Regions from separate parts of the Mus musculus genome. Here region 2 is linked to region 1. A link is a contact called in ENCODE Hi-C data. All regions are on one chromosome and are shown on one strand. The core of a region is the stretch at or near the end of the contact, and the rest is flanking DNA. Distances in the headings are between cores, read along the strand shown. Region 1 holds the start of Slit3 (slit guidance ligand 3). Region 2 overlaps Slit3 (slit guidance ligand 3).

Region 1 (2,700 bases), core at 153-2,652:
TTTCCTGACCTGAAGTAGGCAGGACTGAAGAAGACCCGTATGCTAACCCTGAGACAGGCTGGGTAGAGAGCAACTGGGCAGTGCAATGGCTGGAATTGTGACTAGGGCAAGCCTTCACCCACTCAGAGGCTCCAGCTCCCTCCACCACCAGGGCTCCATACTCCCTCACCCCGCCCCCAACTGTGGACTAAAAGGAGCCCACCCCCGGAGGCCAAATTTTGAATTTGGTCGTGAGGATCAAAATGATAAATCTTTCCAAAACGCTGACATAAGAAAAGTAAATATTTGGTTGCACAATTGGGGTTAAAACGAGGGTCAATCCACCCCACTCTCCAAGAGCCTCTCCGCTAGCTGCCAACCCCAGGATCCGAGGCTGAGTGCGGTTTGTAAGATTATAGCGCTAGGTCTCATTTAAAGGGCTGTCAGCATTTCCATTCTCCGGCCCGTTTGGGGAGGCATTTATAACCCGGCCATAAAAAATTCACCCGGGCTGCAACTTGGCATCCCCAATGCTGCACTCCAGGCAGGGAGGGTGTTGAGAGCACCCACTCAGAATCCGTCCGGTTTTTCAGAAGTTAAGACCTCTTTCGTACACACTCAACTTTCCTAGCAAGGACAGCCACACAGCAGCTGGCCCATTCTGATCTCCAGGAGGGTCGCAGGTTTTTTTTTTGGGGGGGGGGCGAGGGGGTCCGGGAAGGAGGCTCTCAGGTCTCTGCGATCGAAACTCCCCATCTCCGTCTAGCTTGCTACCTCGCCTCTCCCTCTTTAAGAAGCAAGGGGTAATGGACCCCTCATACCCAACCCCAAACCTTGAGACCACCACGCTCTCTGACACCCCCCCACTCCTCCGCGCTAGCCTTCTGCTAGCTTTATTCTCCCGATCTGTCAGCGGATAAGCCCCCGGTGCCCTCAACCAGGGAGGCACTACGCGGTCCCATCGCGGGGGCAACTCGTACACTTCTCTCCACACCTGCCCAAAGCCACGCCACCCCCAACTTATTGAGCGTGTCTGACAGCAGGGGTAGGGGAGTAGGGATCGTCCCCCATGCACCGGAGAGGAAAGAAGGACCTGCGCCCTGAGGGCGACTCTGTAGGAGCCAGCCGGGTGGGTGGCCTGAGCGGGCGGGCGGGGTGGGTACTCACAGGCGCTCTGCGTTGCGGGGGATGCCCCGAGGAACGGCGCGCAGGCCCAGCCCGTGGCAGTCCACGCTAGCGGCGGAGCAGGTACACTTGGTGGGGCAGGCGGCAGCAGGGGGTCCGCTCAGGATGCTCGCAAGCGCCAAGCCCAGCGCCAGGCGGGCGCGCACAGCGGCGCCGGCCCCGGTCCGGCCGAGGGCCATGGTGCACAAGCGCCCGCACCCAGAGGAGGATGCCTGGCGAGGCGGGACACGAGGAGCCCGAGGAGGCGCGCGGGCGGCCTGGGGGGCGGGCGGCGGAGTTAGCGCGGAGGAGGGGCGGGCGCGGCGCTCAGGCGCACGGGGTGCGGGCGGAGCGGGGCGCGCCGGGCGGCGGCGGCAGCAGCTCCATCCGTGGGGCTGGCGCTGCCCCGCTGCGCATCACTCACGGTGCCCAGGTACCGAGCGCCCTCGGGTCCCTCTGGGTCGCCGGTAGAGGTGAGGGCTCTGTCTGGGTCCTGGACTGAGCGCCAGGGAGCACCGTGCCCCGGGAAGTCCGGCTCAGGGCTGGGCTGCGGAGCACAGAGGCGGCTGGGGCACGGAGTGGTCCGGAGAGCTAGCCGGCGCTCGCTTTCTCCATTCACTGAGCAGGGTAGACACCGGAGACGCGGGGCCCGGCCCCTCCCGCCCCCCTCCCAAAACACCAGCTCCGCCTCCCATTGGCTGCGCTGAGCGTCACGTCGACTAAGTTGGGAACTTTGCTGGAGCAACCAAGAGCCTGTAGGGAGGAGGCAGCAGGGGAGCTAGAGAGACCCAACTGGGAAGGAAAGGGACTTGGCCAGCCCGGGCCGCCAGGAAAGAAACATTGAAATTCATTTATTCTTGGGAGCCAAGAACTGATAAACCTCGTGGCTTCATTTTTTTTTTTTAATTCAGTCACCGAGCTGGATACAGAATACCCACATGGGAGCATCAGAAACTAGGCTTCATGTTTTAGGTGAAAGAGTCAAAGTTGGACTAAGTGAAATGATTATCCGAGACCATACAGCTACTAGGCATTCTGTACCCTGACACATTTATCCGTGGAAACTTTGCCCCTACCCTAATTAGTGTTCACAGCTAAGGCCAACAACTATTTCCTAGAGGACTTACAGATTAGAGAACACTACACAGACACACAGTCACAGTCAGTCAGTCAGTCAGTCAGTCAGTCTGTCTGTCTATCTCTCTGTCTCTCTCTCTCTCTGTAGTAAATGTAAGAACTTGGACCCCGGTATTGACACCATCACTTCATCTGCTTCCTGTCTAGGGGACTAAGGGGCAATCATGTCACCTGCGGACCTTTATTTCCTTATTTCAAGGTGCCACCGTTCTGACAGACTTCCCTTGCACATCAAAGAAAAGAACGTGATTTTATAAAATAGTGCAGTAGCATGCAAGGGACCTATTCCCCATCCCCCTCCTCCCCAGCCTTGCCTTCATTCTGCCAGTGCCTGCTCTAAATTGGCTGGTCTGAGCTTTTCCAGATGCCGGTGGGGAAGGGCCATGTTACAGGCTCCATACATACTTGTAGGAATGATGT
Region 2 (2,700 bases), core at 134-2,633, 56 kb before region 1:
GAAAGGATGATGCATCACAAAACAAGGAAGTTGGTTCAGGCAGGCCGTCCTTTTCACCCAAACAAGTCTATAAAGGAGACTCGTCTCAAAGCAAGTGAGCTTTGGCAACAGCACCCAGGCGCCTAAGCAGAGCGGTGTTTCTCCAGGTAAGCTGGCAGAGCAATGATCTGTTGCAGTCCCAACCCCCAGTACAGCAGGAAGCTGAAAAGTCAGGGCAGCGGTGCTGCAGGGGAGGCACAAGATGAGAGGCCGCCCACCACCGGCATGACTAAGTGCTCTTGGGGACAATCCCCACTCAGAGGGCAGAAAGCAAATATCCAGATGTTATGAGCTGTCAGACGTGATTAACTGAGGAAAGGTGAAGCTGCCCACTTAACCATCCGAGCAACCTTTCTCATCAGAACGACCCCAGAGTTCTCTGCAAAAACATTCACTGGCGAAATAAATGGGAGGCTCCGCCCAACTCCAGCGTTTGCTGCCCACCCTCCATCAAGTCAGAACAGCGGCCTATTTTAAACCGGTGGCAACGTGTTCTCTCGTGGAAACGTGTGGGTTTCCTGAGACAGGCTGGCGCTCCGAGAAGCAGGCACGCGGAAGGCTGCGCCCACTCGCCCATCCTTCCTCTCCCACAAGAGTAGAAGCAGGAGTTCCAGGAGGAGCAGGGGGGGAACTGCTGCCATCTTCCATGGCATTAACTCACTCTTCTGGGAAAGGAGAAGCTGAGGTCAGGTTAGGAGTGTGGCCCCATGTAAAGAAACTAATGGATACTGGGAAGAAGAAACCAAGCCTCAGATGCTGGCCTCTGCATCTTCTCTAGAACCTAGAACAGGAGTTTAAACGGATCTCAGTGTCTATGTAACATACTTCAAAGCAACTTTAAATGTAGCAGAAAATATTTCTTCGAACGCTGGAGACTTGCTTTTACCAAGGTCACAAAACCAAAAAAAAATTCAGAAAGCATTTTTTTTTTTTTTTTTTTTGGACACCAGGTTGTGTTTGACTTACAATCTCTCCAGCTGCTTCAGATCCTGGAAGGCGCCTCTCTCGATGATGCTGACTTGATTGTCTTCCAGATGCCTAGAATCAGAAAGGCAGCCAAGGTCAAGGACCGAAGAGGGATAGGGGTCCTCATGGGGGGCACTAGGCTGTGCACTCATATCACATACTCCCTCCTAGGACCCCCTAGGAGGATTCAATTGGAATCACTCTGATGGGACAAAATAACTCACATCCCAGTGTAGTGTCACGGTAAAAAGGGATTCAACACCCGCACACTTCTACCTGACAGATTGGCTTCCATGTCTCTATTTTAAGAATGTTACCAGCAAATGTCCCCCAGAGCACTGCAGAATCATGCACAGAAGCAGAGGGGGCAAAGCTGCTCTTTGGGGAAAAAAAAATGCAGATTCAATACCTCTTCTTTTGGAGCTCCTCCTCCAAGGATTCCAAAATACTTTACTGAAAAAGGCTTTCCCTGCTCAACCTCAAGGGTGGAGTCACTGTGAAACAGCACCGTGGCTAAGACATCTAGTCTGGACCCAGGGATTCTCTCATGTAGGGCCAGGCTCATCCAAACCTCCTAAAGATGTTCACGAAAGCTGTTCCTATGTAGGCTACATCTTTGCTGAACCTTAAGTTCTCCTGGTAGATGATTAAAAATCTTAAACACTCTGCATGAATTGGATCCATGCATGCCGCATACCTTGAGAGTCGATGATACAATGAAACATTTGTTTCCCTGACTTAAAAAAAGAAAGCAGATTAAAATGGATTAGTAAATAATCATTAGCTGAACATTAGGGACAACTGCAAAGATGATGTGGGAATCCTGAGTGGGGAAGGGGCCAAGAAATGACAGGACTGCAGTTTGGGACATGCTGTTGTGATCGGAGGTTGTTTCTAGGAAGGAGGGAGAATTCAGGAACGGTCCCAGTTCTCCTTGGGAATGGAGGAAGCATGCCCTTGGCTAGGGTACATCTTCCCTCCAAAACAGACCTTCCATGATGGCCGTACCTCTTGGACTGTCCTAACCGTCAGCATGGTGGCTTCAGGCTCAACCTTTGTGCTTCATTTCCTCATCTCTTCCCAAGGAATAAAGGATGGACCCTGTCTTCATCATACTCCTGGACCCAGCACAGTGTCCTACCCTAACAGCCTACTGAATCAGAAGCACAGCCGTGGGCCTAGCACACACTGGTTTCCCATAAAGGAAAACGTGGGTCAACAATGTGAGGTTTCTATCAGGGCACAGAGGGGTAATTGGTTGGCACAAGTATTTAAATACATTTGTGTTTATAAATGTTAACTGGCCAGAAGGGCCATTCTATTGGCCAGACTCTTCAACTCTTCCAAGCTCCACTTATGCGACTTCTGTCCTGTGGAGGCCAGCTCCTTCCAGGCCACTTTCTTAACAGATAAAAATATAGTAGCTATGAATTTGCCCAAGGGGAATCACAGAGCTAATGAAAGGATTTCAGGCCCCCAGTATACTTTTAGGATAATGGCTTCCAACCTCCCCGATGCTGCTTCGACCCTTTAATAGGTACCCCATTTTGTGGTGACTTCTAGTCATAAATTTATTTTCGTTGTTACTTCATAAGCAAATTTTGCTACTGTTCTGAATCGTAACGTAAATATGTTTTCCAATGGTCTTAGGAGACTCCTGTGAAAGAGGCTTTTGACCCCCAAAGGGGTTACAAT

The links. Hi-C counts contacts between places; a loop is a spot of excess contacts on that map.
Region 2: a loop to region 1 is called in a map of left cerebral cortex, with 5 times the contacts of the local background. The contact joins the enhancer-like site here to the promoter of Slit3 in region 1. A Hi-C loop is called at or near these places in 4 of 37 maps with a recorded cell type or tissue (all left cerebral cortex).

Annotation. Positions count from the first base shown.
Region 1 is chr11:35,120,158-35,122,857 of GRCm38, reverse strand. It overlaps Slit3 (slit guidance ligand 3), which reads right to left and starts at 1,402. Exons shown (of 36, transcript NM_011412.3): 1 at 1,147-1,402. The coding sequence starts at 1,343.
Region 2 is chr11:35,176,160-35,178,859 of GRCm38, reverse strand. It overlaps Slit3 (slit guidance ligand 3), which reads right to left. Exons shown (of 36, transcript NM_011412.3): 3 at 1,006-1,077. Among named protein-coding and RNA genes, the nearest start is that of Gm26070, 37 kb to the left of the region's middle. Within about 2 kb of position 1,383, at least 1 of the 3 ENCODE cell types and tissues checked has a DNase peak (open chromatin) inside an H3K27ac peak, as active enhancers do; it is left cerebral cortex, where a contact is called at or near this core.